Regions from separate parts of the Homo sapiens genome. Here regions 1 and 3 are each linked to region 2. The links are chromatin contacts, found by Hi-C in ENCODE. All regions are on one chromosome and are shown on one strand. The core of a region is the stretch at or near the end of the contact, and the rest is flanking DNA. Distances in the headings are between cores, read along the strand shown. Region 1 has its middle 31 kb from the start of POU2AF1. Region 2 overlaps LOC105369484 (a long non-coding RNA gene). Region 3 holds the start of POU2AF1 (POU class 2 homeobox associating factor 1).

The links. Hi-C counts contacts between places; a loop is a spot of excess contacts on that map. Pooled maps may share reads with other maps.
Region 1: a loop to region 2 is called in a pooled map, with 4 times the contacts of the local background. The contact joins two enhancer-like sites. A Hi-C loop is called at or near these places in 13 of 37 single-sample maps with no recorded cell type and 4 of 50 pooled maps.
Region 3: a loop to region 2 is called in a map with no recorded cell type, with 8 times the contacts of the local background. The contact joins the promoter of POU2AF1 here to the enhancer-like site in region 2. A Hi-C loop is called at or near these places in 12 of 37 single-sample maps with no recorded cell type and 8 of 50 pooled maps.

The regions. Positions count from the first base shown.
Region 1 is chr11:111,408,515-111,411,495 of GRCh38, forward strand. It overlaps a transcript of BTG4 not described here. Among named protein-coding and RNA genes, the nearest start is that of POU2AF1, 31 kb to the left of the region's middle. RefSeq lists an enhancer at 1,403-1,462. Within about 2 kb of position 1,479, at least 3 of the 41 ENCODE cell types and tissues checked have a DNase peak (open chromatin) inside an H3K27ac peak, as active enhancers do.
Region 2 is chr11:109,969,618-109,972,465 of GRCh38, forward strand. LOC105369484 (a long non-coding RNA gene) reads left to right here. Exons shown (of 3, transcript XR_948004.2): 2 at 2,709-2,788. Among named protein-coding and RNA genes, the nearest start is that of ZC3H12C, 120 kb to the right of the region's middle. Within about 2 kb of position 1,599, at least 4 of the 41 ENCODE cell types and tissues checked have a DNase peak (open chromatin) inside an H3K27ac peak, as active enhancers do.
Region 3 is chr11:111,377,968-111,380,744 of GRCh38, forward strand. POU2AF1 (POU class 2 homeobox associating factor 1) reads right to left here and starts at 1,308. Exons shown (of 5, transcript NM_006235.3): 1 at 1,195-1,308. The coding sequence starts at 1,210. RefSeq lists enhancers at 1,235-1,284, 1,935-2,024, 2,245-2,464.

The DNA.
Region 1 (2,981 bases), core at 229-2,728, 1.4 Mb after region 2:
CTCACCTGCACCATTCAAGAGAGGGTTTCAGACAAACAGGGGACCAGGTGTACAGCTGGAGCAAAGTAGTCAAAACAGAGCACCTTTGCTTTCATTCATTTCTACCTGAAGGTGAGAGGTGCAAAGAGAGATCCTGGATGACCTGAAGACTCTTCTCTCACCAGGAAATTCAGACCCATGAGAGATGGCAACATAAGCTAATGAAGTCATCTTCAGGGCAACCCAAGTGAGCATCGTGCACCTATTCACCTATACAAAGACATTTGTCAAGAACATACTGTGTGCCAGGCACCAGGTAGGTGGGATGACAAATAGAATCCCTACCTTCTAATGAGGGAGGCTTTTGAGTAAGCAAATATTATAAGACAATGGGATTCGTGCTGTGATCAAGGAGACACAAGGTGCTGTGGGAGGAAACAAGATGGCAGCCAATCTGCTAATGGGAGGGTGGATGTGGGCAGGATGCAGTGGACTCTGAGTCGAGTTGAAAAGAAGAAGTGGGAATTGCAGTTAGCCAAGGGAAAAAGTGGGATAACGCCATTTCAGAAGGAGGAAGAGATGGGAATGGGTGTTTATGCAGATGTTTGTGGTTACAGAAAATCAAAGAAGCTCCCATCTGACTGCATATATTTCCTCTGAGAGGGATAGAAGAGGTGGTAGAGGAGAAAAATTTAAAAGTCACCCCTTTAGGAGATGATAGGAGCTGGAAAAGGAGCTGGCTAGGTGCTGTGGTTTAGATATAATTTGACTCCACTGAAACACATGTTGAAATTTCATCCCCACTGTGGTGGTGTTGAAGGCAGGGCCTAATAGGAGCTGGTGAGTCATAGGGGGATCGCTTGTGGTGGGATGGCTTGGTGCCATTCTCAAGGCAATGGGTGAGTTCTTGCTCTTGAGAAATGGATTGGTTCTTGGGAAAATGGATTAGTTCCCATGAGAGTGGGTTCTTATAAAGCCAGGATGTCCCTCAGGTTTGGTCTGTCTTCCCATGTGCCCACTTCCTCTTTGACCTTCTCTGCCTGTCTTGATGCAGCACTAAAGCCCTCACCAGAAGCCAAGCAGACGCCAGCACCATGCTTCTTTTACAGCCTGCAGAACCATGAGCCAAAGAAAATTCTTGTCTTTATAAACTACCTAATCTCAAGGTATTCCTTTATAGCAACACAAACAGACTAAGACACTAGGGATATAAGTCATGCGCACAGGACTCTCCCATGTCAGTATCCTCTTCCTAATGAAGGGTTCAATTGGGATTTCCTATCTTTTGGATGGTTTTGGCATATGAAATGCTGTGTGCTATAGTAGGAAAAAAAGCAATTTCCTGAAACATTTTATGTAAGTTATCTCATTTGATTAACTCTGCTTTACAAATGAATAAGCTAATGTATTGGAGTGATAAGTAACTTGCATAGTGTCACATACTTGGGGAAGTGAAAACCTAAAGAAGGTGAAGGACTCATTCTTCCTGCTTTAGGTGCACGGAAATGATGGAAGTTGAAGACAGATCTCCCTACTCCAAGTCCTAAGTTTTGCACTGTTAAGTCAGAAGACATAGTTCCAGTCTCAGGTCTGTTACTAACCTGCAATAGGCTCTTGAATTAGTCATTTAACTGCTCTAAGCCTCAACTTCCTCATTTGTAAAATGAGTCTATGGGCCTTTCTGAAACTCTTTTTTTTTTTATACAGGGTTTTGGCTCTGTCACCTCAGACTCCCAAGTAGCTTGGACTACAGGTGCACAGCATCACACCCAGCTAATTTTTTAATTTTTTGTAGAGACAGGGATCTTACAATGTTGCCCATGCTGGTCTCAAATTACTGGGCTCAAGCAATCCTCCTGATATAACTAGAGATTCAAGAATGGCCCCTAGAATCCAACCCATGAGCCCTCTAGCCTAGGAATGAGGCTTTGGCAGGAAATATCAAAGATGGGTTTTCTTTCATTTCCACAACCCTATAAGGTTTGGGAATTCCAAATAAACAAATTTACCTTAATAATTTGTTGACCTAATTTGTTGCTGTCTCTCCATGCACGGAGAGATAGCATGCAATGAGTACAAAAGACCAAAAGTAAGCACTATGACCAACTCATTGTGTGCCCTTGGTCAAGGCCACCTCACCTCACTCAGACTCAGTTTATTCAGCTGTGAGATGAAGTAGAAGATCCTTAAAGTCCATCCTACTTTAAATGTCTCCCACAAACCTTAACTCATATAAGCAAATGCATCCTCAACCTGTCTACTGATTTTCCAGTAAGCATTTCTAACTTAACATGTCTAAAACAAAATCCACAATTTTCCCCATCAAATCAGCTCCTCTTGCAAATGGCAATCATATCTAAGTTTCTCGGACAAAAAACTTGGGGTCGTCCTTGGCTTCCCTCCTTTTTTCATCCTCTGCACCCAGCCTGTCAGAAAATCCTATTAATTTTACCTTCAAAATATGTCTAATATACAACTACTTCTCAGCATCTCCGCCGACATTACCACACTAGCCTAAGCTATCATCATTTCTACCCTAGATTAACGTGATCCTTCTCTACCTGGTCTTGTTGCCTCTAATTTTGTTCTTCCACAGTAACAGCAGCCAGAGTGATCCTTTTAAGGCATAACTATGCCCCTGCTTTGTTTTAAACCCTCCAATGGTTTCCCATCCCACTTGGGCGGAGTCTCAAGTTCTCATTCTGACCCACACCCTAATGATCTGGCATCCTCCTGCTCCTTTCTCCTTCTACTCTCCTCCTGTTCATCCTGCTCCTGTCTCCTTCTACTCTCCTCCTGTTCACTCTGCTCCAGGCACACTGACCCCCTTGCCGCTCCTTGAACAGGCCAACCATGGTCCTGCTTAGAGGATTTTGCACTCACTGTCTCCTCTGCTGGGAAAAGATTTACCTGGCATGCTCCTCCTTTCTTCGGGTCACTGAGCAGATGTTGTCTTACCAAGGCAGCCTTCCCTGGCCATCCTATTGGAAATAGCACTCATG
Region 2 (2,848 bases), core at 349-2,848:
ATTCAGTAATGATTGCTATTGTTTTTTGTTATAGAGTTCCAAAAGTAAGAAAAACAATTCCAAGCTCTTGATATGAAATATAAAACTATTTTCCAATAGTTATACCAATTTATACTGCTAACAGCATCATGTGAGTTTTAGCATACCTTCAAACAACTCCATTTTTTTAACCTTGGCTATTTTGACAGTTGAGAAATAATATCTTGCTGATATTTTAATTTTTATAGCTTTTATTACAAGTGAGGTGGAAATTATTTTATAAACTGTCTAACCATTTATACTTTCTCTTCTGCAAATTACCAGTTAACACGTCCATTTAATATGCCCATTTCCATCCAGTCATGATGTTGGTCTTCCTCTGACCTGATAGACTTACCTGGTGCCAAAGAACTGATTGATTTCTGTGCTTTTCAATATGATAGCCACCTGTGGCCACTGGGCACTGTGCCACAAGTTATAATATTTTGGATATAGTGAGTTTAATGAAATATATTATTAGAATTTATTGTATATGTTTCTTTTTACTTTTTAAAATATAGCTACTAGAAAATTTTAAACTACATATTTCTATTGGACAGAGCTACTTAGACCTTTGAATATCACTTGCTCTGAAATTCTTCTTGGTCAAAACTCTCATTGCCCACACCCTTATGTTGGGTTCTCCTGCTATTACATGGTCTATCAGCCATAGTCTGTTGTTAACCTTCTAGATAATGCTGTGTTGAGTCCAATCCCTCTCCTCGAAATCCCTGCTGCATTTCATTCTCCGAGTCTCACCTCCTCCTAATTCAGTTCCATCCTCCTGTGATTAATCCTCCCAAGTCTCAACACATCTCAATTAGGTTCTATTACAGATTCCTGGATGAAATGGCAAACTTGATTAGGATTTTTAAATCCTATAATGTGTGTTAAATAGATTATACTCACTGCTATCTATGTTTATATTCCATTTATTCTATTTCTAGCAATAAAACATGGCTTTTCAAATGCTGAGTATTTTTTATTTGAAAGTGCCATTGAAAGGTTACAAACATACAAAGCTAATAAACAATTGCATATGTTTTTCAAATTCCCCTACCTCTGCCCACACCTTCAAACGTAACCACTGTGAATCCTCTCAAAACCACAGTTGGTGAAGACAGCCAAAGGTTATATCTGTAGCCACGAACCCTCAAAAGTTTCCTAACACCAACTCCAGCTGACTAAAATGTCACAGACATTTACTTATAATCCCTGGGGTTTTTGAATCTATAAGGCAGCATGGGTATGGGTTAACTTACCTGGCCACAGTAGAATTTTTTAAAGCCCTTTATGAAGGATTCAAGAAAAAGAAGTCTGTAACGCTGATGCAAAGTAGAATTCTTAATGTATTGAAAGGGATTATCATATGTCACGTGGAAATTCAACCTCGTTTTTTAGATCCACAGCTCTTTCCTTGTTGCCTAAATTCGTAATCGTGAGGCTCATTTGCCTTAGAGAAGTATCTGCAGCACATTTTTAATGCCAGACCTGCTCCTTCCGCCGTTCTTGCCCCTTTCCAGCAAGCTATTTCCCACCTCCCCCAACATCCCCATGGCTGCCCAGGAATTAAAACCAATTTGAATATGTAATCATGTGGAATAATAAGCACAAGTGTACTCTCTGGGGTGCTCTCTGGCTGCTACTCATCTCCTTGCAACTAGTTTCCTAAGTGCCTTTGAGAGATGCTGAGAACGCCATGTTGACGGTTAACCTTTTAACAGTTTTGCCATTCTCTGTTCACTCTGGCTACAAGCCCAGCTCTAAAGGAGGCACAGGAAGTGGGGTGAAGGAAGGGTTTCCTTCCTTCTAAGACTCACTGGAGAAACATTCTCCATAGCCTGAGGAAGAGAGTTGAGCAGGCTTTGAATAGTGTATTTTTAAAACATTCATTATTCTGACAATGGAGTTTCATGAAACTAGCTTTTATTCCTTTTATGCAAGTCAAACAGAGATTGCCCAAAACATATTACCATGCCAGGAAGTAAATAACTATTGCCTTGTTTTATGAATATGAGAAATTTCTGTGAAGATGCCTAAATATTTTGATTAATTTAAAAGCAGATGAGCTGATGTGTAGGTATTTACAACATCAAAGTACTTTTCTGATTGACTCAGTTTCAAAAATGCAATATAAAAGGTAGAGCATTCATCTTAAATAGCAATTTAGAAGTGGATGCTTTGGGTATTCTGAGGCATTCAAAATCTGATTATTTTGATACTGATACTGCTATTTTGATGCAAACACTGCAGTGATCAATTTGGTGGATGTGAGGGGAGGGCCTCACTCGGTATCTAGTATTCCTTATTAAAATGTAAAAGCACCCACTGTACCTCTTGAATATATAAGAATAATGAGCCATACCAGTAAATATCTGAATTGCAATCAGTGTTGTTTTGCCTGTATCGTCTCATTTCATCTTCAAAGCATGTGTCTGGGAGATAGATATTATTAGGAGTAATCACTGATGTTGCTGAGATTGAGACTTCCTTCGCAGTTGGTTATAAAGATCTAAGAATAAATCATCTTTCTTGAACTCGAGCATATCCATTAAGGTCAGAATTTCTGCAGATTGAGCTGGAGCTATTTTTAGGTACGGTTCTAAAGCAGCTGCAATTCAAGTGTCACAGTGCATGCCTTTTTGGCTCAGCAGTTGATAGTTCTGCTTCGTGCTACTCTCCTTCCCCAGACTCCTGGGACCATCGCATAGAGGGTGCTTGAGACATGCTGCACTGGACGATGCACACACCCCATCTCTCCAACATGACTGTAAGCCCCTTTAGTTTTACAATATGCAAAACCTTAGCACAGAGCTCTACGCAATTAATA
Region 3 (2,777 bases), core at 58-2,557, 1.4 Mb after region 2:
GACCTTTTGATATCAAACAATGGTGGGTCTTCACAACCTGAGAAATTTTGAAATCACTCTTCTGTGTTACTGGTTAATCAGCTTAATTCCAGAGAAATTTACATAAGACATAAAGCAAACAATAAATTGGTGATGACAGTGTCACATTTTAATCAATGAAGTTATATTTTCCGAACTTTAGTGGATCCAATCAAGTATCTTTCCATAAAATAAAAACATTCCCTAATATATCTTCTTCTGTAAATCTAGATTCTCTTATATTAAGCTTGCTTGAGGCACAGCATACTAAAATTAATTAAAACGAATTTTAAGGAACCAAGAATCTTTAAGAGAAAGACAGAGCAATTTTTGGTCATTCTTCTTGCTTGAGGAAGTATAGAACTAGCCCCAATAAGGTTCAACTCTCAGAAGCTGATGAGTTGACGCTGTTTACCTCGTGAAAAGAATGTTGTAAATAATCTGTATTATTTCAGTTATTAGTAAGGTAAGTCGCTGTTTGGTCCACATAAAGGAAAATAAAGTTCACAATTGTTTCATCCAACTCCGGGGATAAAAATCAAGGCCAAAGATAAACCCACTGCATCCTTTGCAGTGGGATGGACAAGCCTTGTCACAGAAGGGGAAAAAGAATGACGAAAGGCAAGACAGTGGAGCAAGTGAGGACACGCTTCACCGAGCCAGATCTCCACTCCTCCCAGGGTATCCACAGGGACAAGTCACACCTGGCAGAAAGCTAAGTCACTCAGCTAGAAACAGGCCCAGGGAATTCAACAGAAGGCTGAAGAGCCACTGCTTATGGAAATAAAGCCCCTCCTGTAAAGAACTGCATGGCTTTTCCCTCCCAACCCCAAACCCATCCCACATCTGGCTTTTGTTGTGTGAATCATAAACTGCCCTTTCTTCACCACAGTGATTCATGCACAGAAGCGGAGGTACCCTGAGCCGTCCCACCTTGGAACACTAGTTCGTTCCCCTCCAGCCTGGAAAATCAGCATCACCTCTGACAGGCTGGTTTCTCCACCAGGCTCCATCCCGCCCACCTCCCCCCTCCCTGCTCCGGGGCTTGGAACCCAGACCCCCTCCCCCCGTGGCCCCATCACCTCCACCACCAGCTCCCCAATTCCAGACCAAGCTGTGATCGCCCTGCCCCGCTGGCACTCGCTTGGGTCTGACAGCCACAGCCAAACCACTTACGTTTTTGCCAGAGCATGGCCTGTGACAGGATGTTGCCTTTTCTCTTTGAAGCCGACAGTTTGGCTTCTTTAATGTGAGACCGGGGTGTGTTTTCCTCCAGTGGAGCCACCGCTTGAGCTGAGGCTGTTTCCTGGGCTTTTTAAAGGCCTGGGTTCCCGCTGCGTGGGCCGCGTCATCACATCCTCCCACCTCAGGCACCGGTGCAACGTTTCTGCAGCCAGGCCGCCTGTCACCCCACTGTGCGCGCCCCAGCGGCCCCGGCCCAGAGCGCTCCACACTCGGAGCTAGCCAGCTGGGACAGAGCAACAGCGCAGCGCGGGCAGCCACAGCCTGCACCGGCCCCGCGGGGACCTGCTGTGTGTGGGTGTGAAGGTGGTGTGGGGCAAGCTGTGGGAACCCCGTGTCAAGCCCTCCCCAGGCCAGTGATGAGCCCAAAAGCTCCTCTGGAAAACGTTGATCTTTGCACGGCGCCCATGCAGGCTTCCAGGCCACCAGGGCATGGGCAGGACTCAGCCCGCCATGGGCGCCTGCTCAGCGGGAAATGCGATTCCCAGGGGTCACTGGTTCTCAACTGGGAGGAAACACCTGTCATCTCTTCAAGCCTCAGTAAACAACCTCCTCATTCTTTCAATATTGCTTTTCTGTTTATTCCATTTTGAAACACAGTAGCCCCTCCCCTCGCCCCCAGCCACCCCCAAAATGGCAAGGCTTAATCATGCTGAAATATGGGGGCGCTGGCTCTGATGTCGGCTATGCCCACGGAAAAAGAGGCCAACCCTCAAGGAAGGAAGGAGAACATGCCCGTGCTCTTTGACTGGATCTGGGCTTGTAGGCACAAGATGAACAGAGCCTCTTTGCGAGTGCCCACCCACTGATAACAGGAAGCTTCTTTAAGTAAGTCATGGGCTCACCATCTGGAAGTGTAGATGGTGTTGGCTACCGGTTCCTTCACAGTTTGGAAGCCTTCTGCCACTGCATATCTGAGGTCCACATGCTCAGGCTCCAGGGACTCAGTCAGTTTGGGGTCAAGACCCCTTGGCACACCCCCTAGAGCAGGTGTGGGGCCTTGCTGCTCTGCCATCCATACTGCCTCAGAGCCATCTTGCACCACCTAGACCTGATCATGCTATCCCCTAGCCTACAAAGCATTCACCTTCTCCCTTCAGCCACAGAGCTGGAGGCCTAGAAGGCCTCCCACAATCGAGCCGTTGCCTTCCTTTCCAGCCTCACCACCAACTGCCCTCCTACCACTGGTCCCAGTGCCCTCTAAGCACCACCAAACACCCATGCAATTCCCTGCCTTTGACCTTGCCGTCCTCTCTTGCCGGAAGGACAAACCCCCAGCCCAGAGAATACTTGTTCGTCTTCTCAGATCTTAGAGCACTTTGTTCATTATGTGATGGTGAATTGTCACATGACTCTGACAGTTTCTCAAGGAGGTTTCATCTTTGCCTCTCCAGTGCCCCACACAAGACCTGGAGCATAGTGACCCCCAATAAAAATTCATCTGATAAAGTTATGAATTACTGTCTCTAATCGGTTGCTGATTTGAGGGCAGGTCTTGAGGAGAAATGCTGTCAACA